Linked DNA regions of Homo sapiens: region 1 is linked to region 2. The links are chromatin loops, found by intact Hi-C in ENCODE. Cell type or tissue: endothelial cell of umbilical vein. All regions are shown on one strand. Each heading gives the region's core, and the rest is flanking DNA. Links, peaks and the distances in the headings are about the cores only. Region 1 overlaps LOC124904447 (a long non-coding RNA gene). Region 2 has its middle 550 kb from the start of NUF2.

Evidence for each region. A loop is a pair of places that touch in the nucleus more often than their neighbours do. Peaks named below come from ENCODE experiments on the same cell type or tissue, not always from the same donor. Only the 100,000 strongest peaks of a DNase experiment are listed, where the experiment ranks them.
Region 1: it touches region 2 in a loop (2.2-fold over the local background); 1 of 110 quality-filtered maps calls a loop at or near these places.

What each region holds. Positions count from the first base shown.
Region 1 is chr1:163,820,784-163,827,775 of GRCh38, forward strand. It overlaps LOC124904447 (a long non-coding RNA gene), which reads left to right. Exons shown (of 2, transcript XR_007066704.1): 2 at 4,201-4,868. Among named protein-coding and RNA genes, the nearest start is that of NUF2, 500 kb to the left of the region's middle. In endothelial cell of umbilical vein, for the core only: no CTCF peak of the experiment used is centred there; a DNase peak (open chromatin) is centred at 3,438.
Region 2 is chr1:163,871,271-163,878,262 of GRCh38, forward strand. No RefSeq gene overlaps it. Among named protein-coding and RNA genes, the nearest start is that of NUF2, 550 kb to the left of the region's middle. RefSeq lists an enhancer at 3,899-4,455. In endothelial cell of umbilical vein, for the core only: a CTCF peak has its summit at 3,054; a DNase peak (open chromatin) is centred at 4,461; H3K27ac peaks cover 1,103 bases.

The DNA.
Region 1 (6,992 bases), core at 1,565-5,564, 50 kb before region 2:
AATGATTCAACTTATTTGTGAGTCAATGGAACAATAATAAAAGTCCCACCTTATCTATCACTGAACTCTTAGGTTTTGAAATACAGATACAACTTTTTTTTTTTTCTTCCACAAGGCTAAAGAGGTTTTACTTAAAGATGATATAAATTTATAGGTTTTATTTTTGGCCACTGGAGGGCTCTCATATTTTTCCACTAATGAAATAGAAGCATGACTAAAAACTGAAAATGTAAGATAAATGTTTAAAGTGAGTGATCTTATGGTTTGTGCCAAAAACTAGATGAGATGAAATTTAGGGACAAGCGACTCTGATGCTTTAGAGCAGTGATTTGGATACTTAGGGCAGTTGCTGAGTCACTACCAGTAACTTTCAATGGAGGTCCTGAGAAATGACAAGGATAACTAATCCTTTTTTGGAAGGCCTCCTTTTCGTCTTATTCCTAAACTCTATTTACCACCAGAATCTCTCCTTATCAATGACTTTCCCTAATCATTATACCATATTTGTGCCCCCTGGCCTCTCTTATGAACTCTAGCAGTAATCCTCCTACATAGCCTTTGGTGCTGATCTGTGTTTCTGGATCTGCTCGGGTCAATCATATAGTGCTGTATACTTGTGTTGTGATGTCAGACTTTCTAGAAATGGTCAGGTTTGTACACAAAGGAAGGCAGTCAGCAGTTTGGATTACAGTGACCACATGGATATAGTGATCTTAGGTCTGATCTCAACTGTTGTGGATACTCAACAAATAGGTAAGAATTGCTGCAGGTATTTTTGGAAATAGTAATATTCCATCGGAAAAGCAATATAATTGTCTATTTGACCTCCTATAGGAGGTCTACCTGGCCTGAAACAGTACTCCCAAGCAGCAGCTACAGGTGGGGACAAAGTCTGGCTCTTTGGTGAAACATGTGGGAAGACCCATGGCATCATCATTCAAGCAAGCTAGGGTGTCAGGGGAGGGTTGAACAAGTAAATCATGATGGAAAGGTTTAAGATATGCAAACATCTTGGGTGTTAGTGGAGAAAGCTTCAGCTTAGAAGATACACAAGTATCCAGAGATTCACCTGTGATGATCAAATACCCAGCCTGGAGCAACATGAGTAATTCCAGATCCCACCTGTGGGAACAAGCTACTGAATTCATTGTTAGTGTACTATAGGCCAAAGTCTACAGGAACTATTAGAAATTATAGGCCAAAAGTCTCCAAAACCAGCATTTGAGGAGAGTTGGCACAGGTAGTCTGAAAGTCCTCCCTGGTGACTAGGCTTTTTTTTTTTCTGTTTTTCTTTCTTTATTTCTTTTTTAAAGATATCGTGAATTCAATCTCTTGAGAGTCCTGCCTATTTTATTCTGTCTCACTGACTTTGAACTTTAGTGCATAAATAATACTCATATTGATCCTAGAGTTTCTTTCTGTATGTGATTTTGCTCTTGTTTTTCTTTGCCTATCAAAGACAAGATTGTTGAAATGTTCCATTCTTTATGTGTAAAGTTTAACTCTTTCATAACCCCTTCTACTTCACTTAAAAATAGACACTATGATCATTATCAGTCTCTAGAGTATATACTGAAGTAGGTTTTTTAAAATTTGTATTTTGTTTTTAATTGATACATAATAATTGTACATACTTACAGGGTACAGTATGATGTTTATAATACCTATATACATTGTATAATGATAAAATCAGTATCATTAGTATGTCTATCACTTCAAACATTAACAATTTATTCATGGTAAGAGTATTCAAAATCTTCTCTTCTAGCTATTTTGGATTATACAATGCATTATTGTTAACTATAGTCACCCTACTGTGCAAAAAACCATCAGAACATATTTCTCTTATGTAACTATAACTTCCTACCCATTGAGTAACCTCTTCTTATCATCCCCCCATTCCTCACCCTCCAACCTCTGGTAATCACTATTCTACTCTCTACTTCTATAAGATCAACTTTTTTAGATTTCACATAGGAGTGAGATCATGCAGTATCTACCCTAGAAGTGGTTTCTTTAAAGTTGCCTTTCATTAGTTAATAATAATAATGTATCAGTATTGGACTATTCATTGTGACAAACATATCATAGTAGTGTAAGATATGCAAGATGAAAATAATAGAGAAAACTGGTATGTGCAGGGGGAATGTATATGAACTCTCTGTAATATCTCCTCATTTTTTTTTTTGGTAAGTCGAAAATTTTCAAAATAGAAATAATTAAAGCAGAAAAAGCAGCTGGCTATTCACTTAATATAACCCCAGTCAGTTAGGGCTAAAGGGTGAATCATGTAGGAATCTTGTCAGGGCTGCAGAGATAAGCCCTTAGAGCTTCCTAAGTTCACAGAGGCTGTGTTGGGCAGCAGTCCTGGGACTAGAGGGATGAACTATTTGGGATATTTGAGATATTTCTATTATTTGGGATATTTCTATTATAAGCCTAGTAGATTCCCATTTGGATCACTAGCCTCTTCCTGCTGCTGCCTCCCCAAAGACATCATTCTCAGGAAGCACCATCCTGCCCTATTTCACTCCAGAGCCCTGAACTGAAATCAGTTCAAAGCAGCTTCCATTATCCTTGCTTTTTAAATTTCTCATGACTTTATCTCTTGATCCCAGACATGACCTTTTATTTTTACTGGCCTGTCTCTTTGCTGAATTTTCAACTCTGGCCCAGTTTCTGCTGCTTCATTTCATCCTAACCCTTCTTTGGGCAGAAATATCTACCCCCATATTCCTTTTAGACTGTTGGTTTTCTGCTTCTTCATTTCATTCTACCTACCCTTTGGCCAGAAATACCTACCCCAATACCCTCTCAAATTGTTAATTTTTGGCAAAAGATTACTTTTAGACTGTTGGTTTTTTGATGATGATGAATATCACAACACTGTTTAAAGACAAATGACTTTATACTTAAAAGTGGAAGAGTCAGAGCTGGTGCTGAGTTGTTTTTCTTTTGAGAAACCTCTATTTCTGACACCTCCTCCTCTACTAGGAGCTGAATGTTACCTTGTGTGTCTATGTATTCAGGAACCAATGATGTTGACCCATTAGATTTGCCTCCTAATTTGTACCTAACTCTTCCTCTCCACTTCACTATTGAAAATATTTTCAATTACAGCCTAATTTCTTTTTCTTTTGAATTTTTTCTTTGGTCAATGCCCTATGCATATTATTTTTAATTGATATCCAGTTATTCTGGGCACATGAGGGACTTATAATTTCCTACTTCCTTGAAGCTAGGCATGGCCAGGTAACTTGCTTCAGCCAATAAAATGTGAATAGAAGGGATACATGTCACTTTCTTGTAGGAACATTTATTTGCCAGTGTATGAGTCTTCTAGCTTCTCTTCTGCTGTGGTGATCATGGGAACATGTGTTGATATGGAGGTGCCATAAGATCAGAGCAGCCTAGAGTACTGACTCAACACGTGGAGGACAGCTGCCCTGGAGAGTTGCCCAGACATGCAAGGGAATTTGTATGAATGAGTAAGTTTTGTTGTGTTAAAAAATAATGAAGATTGTGGGAATGTTTTTACTACTGCATAGCCTAGAATATCTTGACTATTATTGTTGAAAAGTAATCTCAAGTGTATAATACATTGTGAGTAATTGATGATATCTGAGGGTATTACCTCTTCCAGAGTATTTCCATTGTGATAGGTGACCCCAGGGAATAAGATATCTTAACTGAGAGGAATGAACTACCTATGATGGAGTGGAAGACCCTTGGGCAAATTAGAGAAGATGACATTTTGAGATAAAGCAATCTTTCTTTGTTCTCTAATCATACCATGATGTTGTCTGGCCAGATTCTTTTTCAAATACACATTTTAGGAAGTATAATTTGTGACAAATGCAGAAGCTGTGAGATCTAGCCTCTTGTAATACGATGCCTCTTCTAACCCGTTCTGAATACGTGATGTTGTAGGTCACTCATTGGGTCCTCAAAGTACCTAGTGTCTAATTTTTACACAGCTTGGAATGTCCTCTTTTGTGATTAATAATAATAATTCCTTTCTATTTTTTTCTGGCTATGATCCAGGCTTTAATATATGTTTTTGCTATTCTGTTCAACTACCCTGTGAGGTATTACTTCCAAAGGTACATGGTTATGAAGTGATAGAAGCATGAATTGAACTCAGATCCTCTTGAGAGTATATGTTCATTTCACCATGAGGTCTTTCTTCTCTCTCCTTAGGTGGAACTCACATTTCTTCCAATTTAAGCTGCACCTCCTCAGTGATGTGGCCCCCCTAATAGTCCTCTACACAGTGACCCCTCCTCCTTTGGAATCGTTATTGTCATTTGGAACCATAGTAGCTTGTCTCCAAAGATGGCCTTCCAGTAACTCATGCTTCCTGATGATCAGGCCCTAAATAGGTTGTCCTTGTGACTTCCATCTTGACCCATAGAATGTGGTGGAAGTAGCATTGGATGACGTCCAAGGTTAGTTCATAAAAAGCCTTGTGGATTCTTCCTCAGCCTCTAGAAACACTTGCTCTTGGAGCGTATGCTTTGAGGAAATCCAAATGTCATATGAGATGCCTGAGACCACCTATCTCAGACTATTGTGGGAGAGACTACTGTGCTGTGAAGAAGTACAAAGTAGCCATGTGAAGATACCATACGGAGAAAGACAGATGCCTAGGTAGCCCCTAGCTGTGCCAGCCATCCCATCAGAATCACCACACATAAGAGTAAAGGAATCATTGTGGATGTCCAGCCTAGTCAAGCCTGTAGATGATTCCAGTTCCAGTTGCCATCTGTCAGTAACTGCCTGAGACCCAAGACAAGAACCACCCAGCTTAGCCCAGTAAATCCACAGAATCACGTGTTATCATGATAATAAATTGTTTTTTTAAGCAACTAAGATTTGGAGTTTATTTTATCACAATAGGTATAATAAGCAGAAAGTTGCTGTATACTGTCCTCCCTCCCTACCTCTGGTACACTGTAATATCTGTGGACTGCTATTGTATTTTTGAATAATTAATAATTTCTATAATTGATCCATTGGCATCATCTCAGTTGAAGGCTTTCTGGGAGCTTTTCTTATTCAAGATGAATCCTCTTACTTTCTAGCTTAGTACCTGGAATATGGTAGGACTTCAACAAATGTTTGTTAATTGATTAATAAGCTCCTTGAGGCCAGCAACTGTTATTTCTACCTTTATATTTCCTATAATGTCTAGCACAGAGTTTTATTGTAGACCTTCAAAGATGTTTGTTAGTAAGGCATATGTCAATCATCATGTTCCAACATACTCTAACAAATGATTGATTCCTTTCGTAACGTGTTTCACAAAAATCCCTTCCTTGCTCTATCTCCACACTCTAGGCTTTAGCCTTGTGTGGCCATACACCTTAATCCATTCATTTAATTGTGCTATTCCCTCTGCTTGGAATGTTCTCCCCACCTCCACCCTGCCCATTCTACTTTGTGAAAACCTATTCATTCTGCAAAATTCAGCTAAAAGATTGCCTTTCCTTTAAACCTTCCCTTCCCTATTACAACACAACAATAATCTCTTTTCTTGAATTAATGTTACCTGTTGAGTACTTACCCCATGGCATTTCACTTACCACTTGTCATTGTCTCTCTTAGCCAGTGAGCTTTTCAAGGATGGAGGCTGTAGCTTATTTAACTTTAGCTTACCAGCACAATAAATGGCACAAAGCAGATGGTCAATAACTGACTATTGGATGAATGAATACATTACAAGGAGAGAACACGCATGTGAGAGATAAGAAACAAACATAGTGTTGAGTGCTTTGTCACCGCAAAGTGCTATTAATATACAATTGGCATCAACTCCCCTTGCTGCACCTGCCTATCTCATGCCTTTAATCTTTCACCACAAAGCCAACCGCCCTTCTTTAATCAATGCTGTTGCCTTTCTCTGAACCCTCTCTAGTTTGTACATTTTTATTTTTTTGGTCCTGAGATGCCTGAAGCCTCTTCATATTCAGCCCAAAATAGCACTGACCTTTCAGCTGCTATATCACCTGGCAGCTCATATCTAATTTCCTTTTGCAAGAGCCTCACTCACTTGCTTTAGCATTTCTGCTTTCCAGGTTTCTCTCACTGCTTGCTGTGTTGTTGATTGTGTTTTTCCCTCAGAGAATCTGGTTTCCATTTTTCTCTGGTTTGAACTCTACCTGGCTATTTATTCCTTTTCCCTTAGGCATTCAGTGGTGCATAATGTGGGGAGGTTGGGAAATGGGAGCCACTACCCTTTGATGATTTGTCTTCTGTGGGGGAGCCCACCTAAGACCTAGAAAATAGTGCTGTCCTAGCTCATTCTGCCTGCTCCTCAACAAATTGTTGTCATTAGCTGCTTTTCCAGCCTTCCCATGGGGTCAGAGGAAGCATTTCATGGGATTGGGATTTTGTTTGTTTATTTTTATCTTTTTGCTTTATTTTGGTTTTCCTTCCTTCCTTCCTTCTTTCCCTCCCTCCCTCTTTCCTTCCTTCCTTCCTTCCTTCTTTCCCTCCTTCTTCATTTCCTCCTGCTCTCTCCCTCTCTGTTTCTCTTTTATGTCTTTCTTTATTTTTCTATTCGAATCATACACATTCCAGATTACACGAAAATGAACCTAGGTGACATACTAAGGAAATTATTTCTCAGCATTTCTTAGAGGTATCTTTTTCAAGGCCCAGCCCCAGACTCTAGCCTACATTATTTTCTACAAAATGGTTTTCCATAGAGAAAAATATGAAGGTACGAAGGGGAGAGATGTCACTATCTCCTCCTTACCTCCTGTGAACTGAAAAAGGCCTTTTCTAATATGGAACTCTGTGTATGTCTCAGGAACTGAAATTGTAACTCAAATTTAAACAAGCAAGGAAACTATAAAATTAAACAACATACGTAATTATAAAAATCACTGCTTAAAAAGTATATAGGTTCTAGAATATTCTCTATATTTTTATGCTATTACACTTACCTATACAGTTTCTTCAGTTTAGACTAACTTTGCTCATCTTCT
Region 2 (6,992 bases), core at 1,026-5,025:
GCGGATGGTTGGGACAGGGTACTGTTATCTTTCAATGGATCTTATAGACATATTTGCCCAATTAAATAATATATATTTTATACATAAGGAGTATACTACCACCTATTATAACATCAGGTGTAGGTAAATAAATTTGTGAAAAACAAAGAAAATGTTAAGAAATAAGAAAATCTTACTTTTCAAATCTGTTGGAATTAAAACACAATGGTTCACTTTGTACTTTTCAGTAAAAGGCTATGGCAAATAATGTATCATGACCATGTAAACTTTAATTTCCTGAGAAAGAAGTGATAGAAGTGATAATATCAATTTATTTGAGGACACAATCATTAAAATGTGTCCATATGTTCCATTACACACAAATAGCCTCCTACACACACAAATGCCCCTAATTATATGTACTTAAGTAAAATGAAGCAGAGAACTGAAGTTGGTAAGTACCTTACATATTTTAACTATTCATTCACAAAATGGTTACTGAGCATGAACTCTGGGCTTGGCATTTTGCTACATGCTAGAAATTCCCAAATTAAAAAAAAAAAATCACAAAACTTTCCTAAATGTCTTGATATCAAGAAAAAATAAAGATGGGAGGAGGGTCTTTGGTGTTCAGTGCTTCAAATTTATTGCCAAACCTACCTGAAGAGCTGCTTTTTTCAGTCCGGTTTTCTAGAGCAAACGCTGGAAATGAGTGTTGTCTCTGGAAACAAGTATTTGTGTTTCTTTTTTTGTGGTCAGAGAAGGGGGTTGGAAAATTTAAAATCAATGTTTACTCTGAAAATTAGAACAATTTTTTTTCATGACTTAATTCAACTGGATTTTATTTATTTTTTTACTCATAATTTCTTTGGATGGGAGGGAACACAGTGAGAATTCCAAGCTGCTCTTAGGAGAAGTTCGGCTTTATGTGTAACTAACATAATTGGCACTGTCCCTGTAAATTCAAATTGGATATCCTCCCAAATTTTATTTAAGCAATTGGCCCATCTTTCCTAAGCCTAATGTCTAAATTTGTCCTGACAGAGGACAAGCAAGCTTTCTGACAGCATTTCCCTTGGAGAACTCAGTTGTTAGGCAACCTTATCCTGAACAGGCCTTCAGTCTAGCATGGGGCGCCCTTCCTAGACTCCAAGGAACCTTAATCTGCGCTCGAGGTTTTTACTATATGTATTAAAGATAGTAGATTTCCTTGTCCTTTTGACAGTGGATGACAAATTTTCAAGTCCGTCTTCCCCAAAGTGAGATTCTACTCAGTTACAATGAACACTGCATTAGGCTTAGTGCAAATAAACTTTTGTCGCTGTGTTAAATTTAATCTTTAATGAGAATTGTTAAAATTTACTGCATCCAGATATAGTTGGAACAGCGTTGGGAGGCTACAGACTATGATGTGTAATAAAGAATTATCTATGCTCCATGCACTCCAGGGTATGCAAATGTCATCTCTTACACCTTTCCTAATATTGAATTCTTTTCTGGTTGCAGAAAAGAATTTCTTTAGTGAGGAGTTTGGGGAAAGAGACGAAGGTGAACAAAACAAACTTTTGTAGGCATTTTCATGTACTTGTAACTCAATTTCATATTCGACACAATTTTATGATTTACAATTTCTCACCAGGCATATGAGAAAATTTACGCTAAGAAAACTTCGGTGACATTCCCGAGTTGTGTGAAATTCTGCTACACCTCAGTTTCTACCCACTCTCAGATTAATCCATTTTCTACCATGTTCATGTGACAGAGAGCAAGGCAGTGGTGTTAATGGCTTCAGTAGGGCCAGGTTCTGATGACAGAGGCAGAGATGGGAACACTCATTTCCAGTCTGTGGACTTTAGCCAGGGAAGTTTCTGGGTTAACTACAAACAGTTTATAAGAAAGATCTTGGTGGGTAGTTGAGAGTGGGAAAGAAACTATATCTTACACCAAGCTTTCTTCCCTTTTTGGTTCAAGTTCCCCTGATTTAAAAAAAGCCTCAAATACATGGCAGCAAGAGTAAAATGGTAATCTGTACCTTCCCCTCACAAAGTTACTCCCTCACTGTACTAACTTCAAATTCTATGTAGAATATTTAAATACAAACATTATTAAATACTGGCAGTTCCTTTGCTCCAGTCATACTTTCTTTTAAAACAAAAAACCACTAGGGAAATTATATGCAAAAAGCTATGTTAATAAAGCACTCAGGTACAAATTTATACTAAAAAAAAAATGTTAGGAGATACAAAGCCTGAGAGACTCTTAGTCACGTACAAGCAACCATATTTTTCATATTCTATATAAAGCTATTTTAACAGCTTAATGAGTAATCTCAAAAAATTATGTACAGGATAAGTGAATTAATGTTACTGGAAAAACGTTAAGCTTTGATATTTCCAAAGTTTTTCATGCTTCCATCCATTAGCTAAATGTGACAGCTCAGCTTTTTGAGACCATGTACATTACAGCAGTCACCTATCCATGGGCTTTAAGATCATATTTCCTCATCAAAGGCAAATGTTCTTCAATCTCCCTTCCAAGCTTATGCTCAAGGAAGACTCTCACCTGTGTTGAGACAATGTCTCCCACAGGGCTAGCTTTACATAAAGTGGAGTCAGCAGTATAGACAGGGTTGCTTGATGTGAGTTTGTAAGAAGTGAGCTCCCTCAAAAGCCTTGGGACTGTTGGATTGGTGTCTGCAAAGCCAGCCTTGGGTTTAGAGCCCTTTGTTTTAAGGACCTGATGGCATTTACAAAGCTTATACCTTATCTGTTTCAAGCCAGCTGATTGCTAATCAGTTAATTAAAAACCTTTACAGATGTTACCCCATGCATGAAAAGCCACATCTGTGTATAATGAAACAAATGGATTATAAAAGCAGAGGGGCCAACTTGACCATCCAACTTGAGTCAGTGCTTATGGATTGTTTGTTTTTTCCAATTTTCCTTTTGCCAGCAATTCTTTGTAATGCCTCTGGTTTTGTGATGTAATTCTAGTGAAATCAACCTTCAACAGCCCAAAGTTATATCATTAATGATGATCGATTTCAATTACAATTACTAATTGATCCCAGACTGCTAAGAGGACTCCTGGTGGCAGGCAGTCACACTGCACTTTGGGCAGGAGGAGGGAGGTTCTTACAGCTTGCTAATTTGTTTGGCTTGGCTAGTTAATTTTTTTTTAATCACTTGTAAATGAAGAATCTGAGAGAAGGGTAGATAGGGAGATACTCATTTGGTATGGTACAGAGAAGAGAGGGATCTATCAATAGATGTGTATGAAAAAAAGATTCTGGAGGACTAAGAAGCAGTTTACAGCTTTGTCATAGATGACTTTCTTGGATACATTACACTCATTGCTGATATTTGGTCAGTTTTGGTGGTAGCATTTTCTTTCTCTAAGAACCATCTTCAATTTCCTAAACTATTAATGCTAGGTCACAAATCTTACTTGAATTTATAAATATGGAAGGAACCACAAGCATGGAGACCAAGAAAGTCATTTTAGGGAAAAGGTCCTCAAAGTATGATTCCCAGGCCAACAGCATCAAGATCATTTGGAAGCTTATTAGAAAAGCAGATTTTCAGATCCCATTCTAGTCTTCATGAATCAGAAACTCTAGTGGTGGAAAGTAGCAGTCTGCATTTTTACAAATGTCCCCACTGGTTCTGATGCATGCTAACTGCGGAGAACCACCGATTTAGGGTATCACCACTATAAAGTGTAAAGCCAGGAATCAAACAAGAAAATCAGACTCCAGAGTTCTTGCTCTAGGCTGTAAAGACTCAAGGATTTCTGAGGGTATAATTTTTCGAAGGAGAATTACAGCAAACACAGCTTTCTAAAACCCAAATGGTTAAAAGGAAACACCATTTTAAAGTAAAAGAGAAGATTAACAAACTATAGCAAACATGGAGGAAGGAGTCACTTGAAGCCTTCAGGACTCGAGACAGGTGGCCATACACATCCTCTTTCTACTACTATGCTCTTTACATAAAACTGTATATATGTGGCTTTGTCTAATTCTGTTCATGTTCTTCAGTCAGCGGATGGCCACTTTCCTCTTCACTGCCCTTGTACATAAGGGTGTGATACGGAAAGCTGCAATTTAGCCTAATACTTTCAAATGTTGCCTGCTTGTACAAAGCCCTCAGGGTGTTCTCCCTTGGGGCTTCAGGCCTGGATAACAGGCTCAGTATGTAAGTAAGACAAAAGGTGCGTGATGCTGGAAAGAAAAGAGAAAATCAACATCAATTAAGATGGGCTGGGGTGGAAAGAAAATGATTGTGAAAGAAAGAAAAGGAGAGAGCGAGAGGAAACAAAATGACTTAGAAAAGGAAGAAAGAGAATGTGAAAGAAACAAGGAGGGAGGAACCTGAGACAAGAGTAGGGAGGGCGGAAGGGATGGGAACACCCGGCAGCTGTTTGGAATAGATTGCGTGCACCCTCCATTTCCAGTGGACTCTTTCCTGCGTTCGTCAGCCGTCTGCAATGTGGTGATTAATCATTCATGTCAAAATCCCTAATCCTATTCAATGAAAAACAAATGCCATGGCACCCAGCCCTTTGCTATCCCATGTACTTCACATGCTTGCCTGGGTGAGGTTGTCTGGGACCAAGATGGTTTTCTGGGGACCCTCAGTACAAATTCTGGGCAGCTCCACATGTTGGAGATGCCCTATGATCTCAAGGGTCTTGCCTTTTACCGGAAGAAAAAAAATCACTAGCAATAAAGGTCACGTTGTGCTAGTTAAGCAAACAATCAACATTCATTTAATTCTCTTTTAAAGAGAAAGTAGCCTCGGTTATTTATAAAGCTCCTTCCTCCAAGGAACAGGGCCCAGCTACACCACTTACTTCATCAGTCCTCCTAATGTAGCTTCGTGGCAGTGGTTAGCTATGTTGTCTCATTTTGCAAATTCTTCCTAAGTTTGTGCAATCTTTCCTCCTACCCGCTTCCCTCTTCTGGCTTCATTTTCTTTGTCATGTATTTTCTTCATCCATGTGAGATTTACACTGGAAAAAACAGTCTGGAAACATGATTTGCCCTAAATGACATTAATACAGACCGCCTCGGTAATTGCCATTTGCCCTGGGAAAACAGTATGATTGTCTAGCACAGAGGTTAGAATAGAGAGGTTTAACCCTTTCTATTCAGGCTCCAGAACTGGAAATGCTAGACTTCAAATCCCATTCTCTACCTGGGTGGCTGTATAACCCATGGCCCATAGCTCTATATGCATAAGCATGAGTTTTCTTATGTGCCAAGGCAGGAATATCAGTGAGGTCTAAATTGAATGATGCATGTAAACTGTGACACATAATTGGTGCTCAGTAAACATTGGCTTTTTTTATCTAGTAAGTCAGAGAACTGACATTTTTCACTGTTGCCATGTCACCCTTTTTGAGGGAGAGCCTAAGCATGCAGAACTGTTGTCTGGGGAAGGGCATCACTTTTTAGCACTCACCGCAAGGCAAAGTTTCCACCTGTCTATTAAGCAGGCTTAAGACCTTTAACAGCTGTAAGAACTAAAACAATGCTGCTGCTTCCGACCTCACACATCCCTGATTTAACATAAGATAACGGTGAGGAACTCCGTCAAAATTCTACTTTTTCTCACAATGACTACTATGCTTTTGAAATAGATACACTGTTTTTTTTTCTCAAAACTTTTGCTTTGTTGTTGTTAGTGTGCTTTCCTTCCTGGTGCTTGAAGAATGTGTATAGGCTGTCTACTGTGTGGCATCCTGTATTTGCAGCAAGAAGGATCCTGGCTCTGATTGGGCCCTAAAACACATTACTTATTGAAGATCTATTATGAGTCAGGTCCATGCATGGGCTTTACATTAATAGACTTATTTGAGCATCACTTGGACAGCAAACTTATGTGTTAAATGTGACTATCTCTACTTTATCAGGAAGAAAAAGGAGCCTCTGGAAGTAAAGTGGGTTACTCAAGGTCACATAGCTAGTAAGCCACAGGGTAAAATTGAAACCATATTGTCCCTAGTCTCCATGACCTATGCCATGGGAAGAAAATAGGGAAGAAAGTGATGATGTAAGTATAGAGGAAACTCAAGAAAATCCAATTATAGAAACTATGACTCCTTTTGGACCAATTTTATTAAAATCAGAAAGAGAAACACAGACAAGAAGCTAAAACAATGAGCCATTTAGCACACATACAAGAGTCAGGCATCCCTTGAAGTCTATGTTCCATATTCCTGAGAGTTCAGGACTGTGCAGTGAGGGATTCAGATAGAAAGAGAAAAGGAGCATTGGAGAGTACATAGTGACCTGGACAAGGCAGGTACTCAAAAAGTATTCATAAGATGTACGCATGGGCTGGGCGTGGTGGCTCATGCCTGTAATCCCAGCACTTCGGGAGGCCAAGGCAGGCGGATCACGAGGTCAGGAGATCGAGACCATCGTGGCTAACACAGTGAAACCCCGTCTCTACTAAAAATACAAAAAATTAGCGTGGTGGAGGCTGCCTGTAGTCCCAGCTACTCGGGAGACTGAGGCAGGAGAATGGCATGAACCCGGGAGGCAGAGCTTGCAGTGAGCTGAGATTGTGCCACTGCACTCCAGCCTGGGTGACAGAGCAAGAGTCTATCTCAAAAAAAAAAAAAAAAGAAAGATATATGCATGATGAAAAACAGCTGAGCATCCCATGGGCCTTTAGCAGGAAAATACTCTCCTGGGCCTGCACAACATCCAGGTTTGGGGGTTGCACCAAGGATGTCAAGAGAGAAATTGTGAAGGACCAGGAAAGGTTACAGGGGTGAGATTACAGCTTTTAAAAAATTTTAATATATGGAAGATATTCCTCTGGGTTTCCTCTTAATATGACACAAGAAATGCGAAGTCATGGGTAAACATTGGTTTTAATTAATATTCATATAGAATATGTTGTATTAAAGCCAATACATATTTAATGATAGAGTATGCAAAATCCAGATAAATTATAAAGTTAAATCACATATCACTTTCTGCAGACAACCCAAGATTTAAG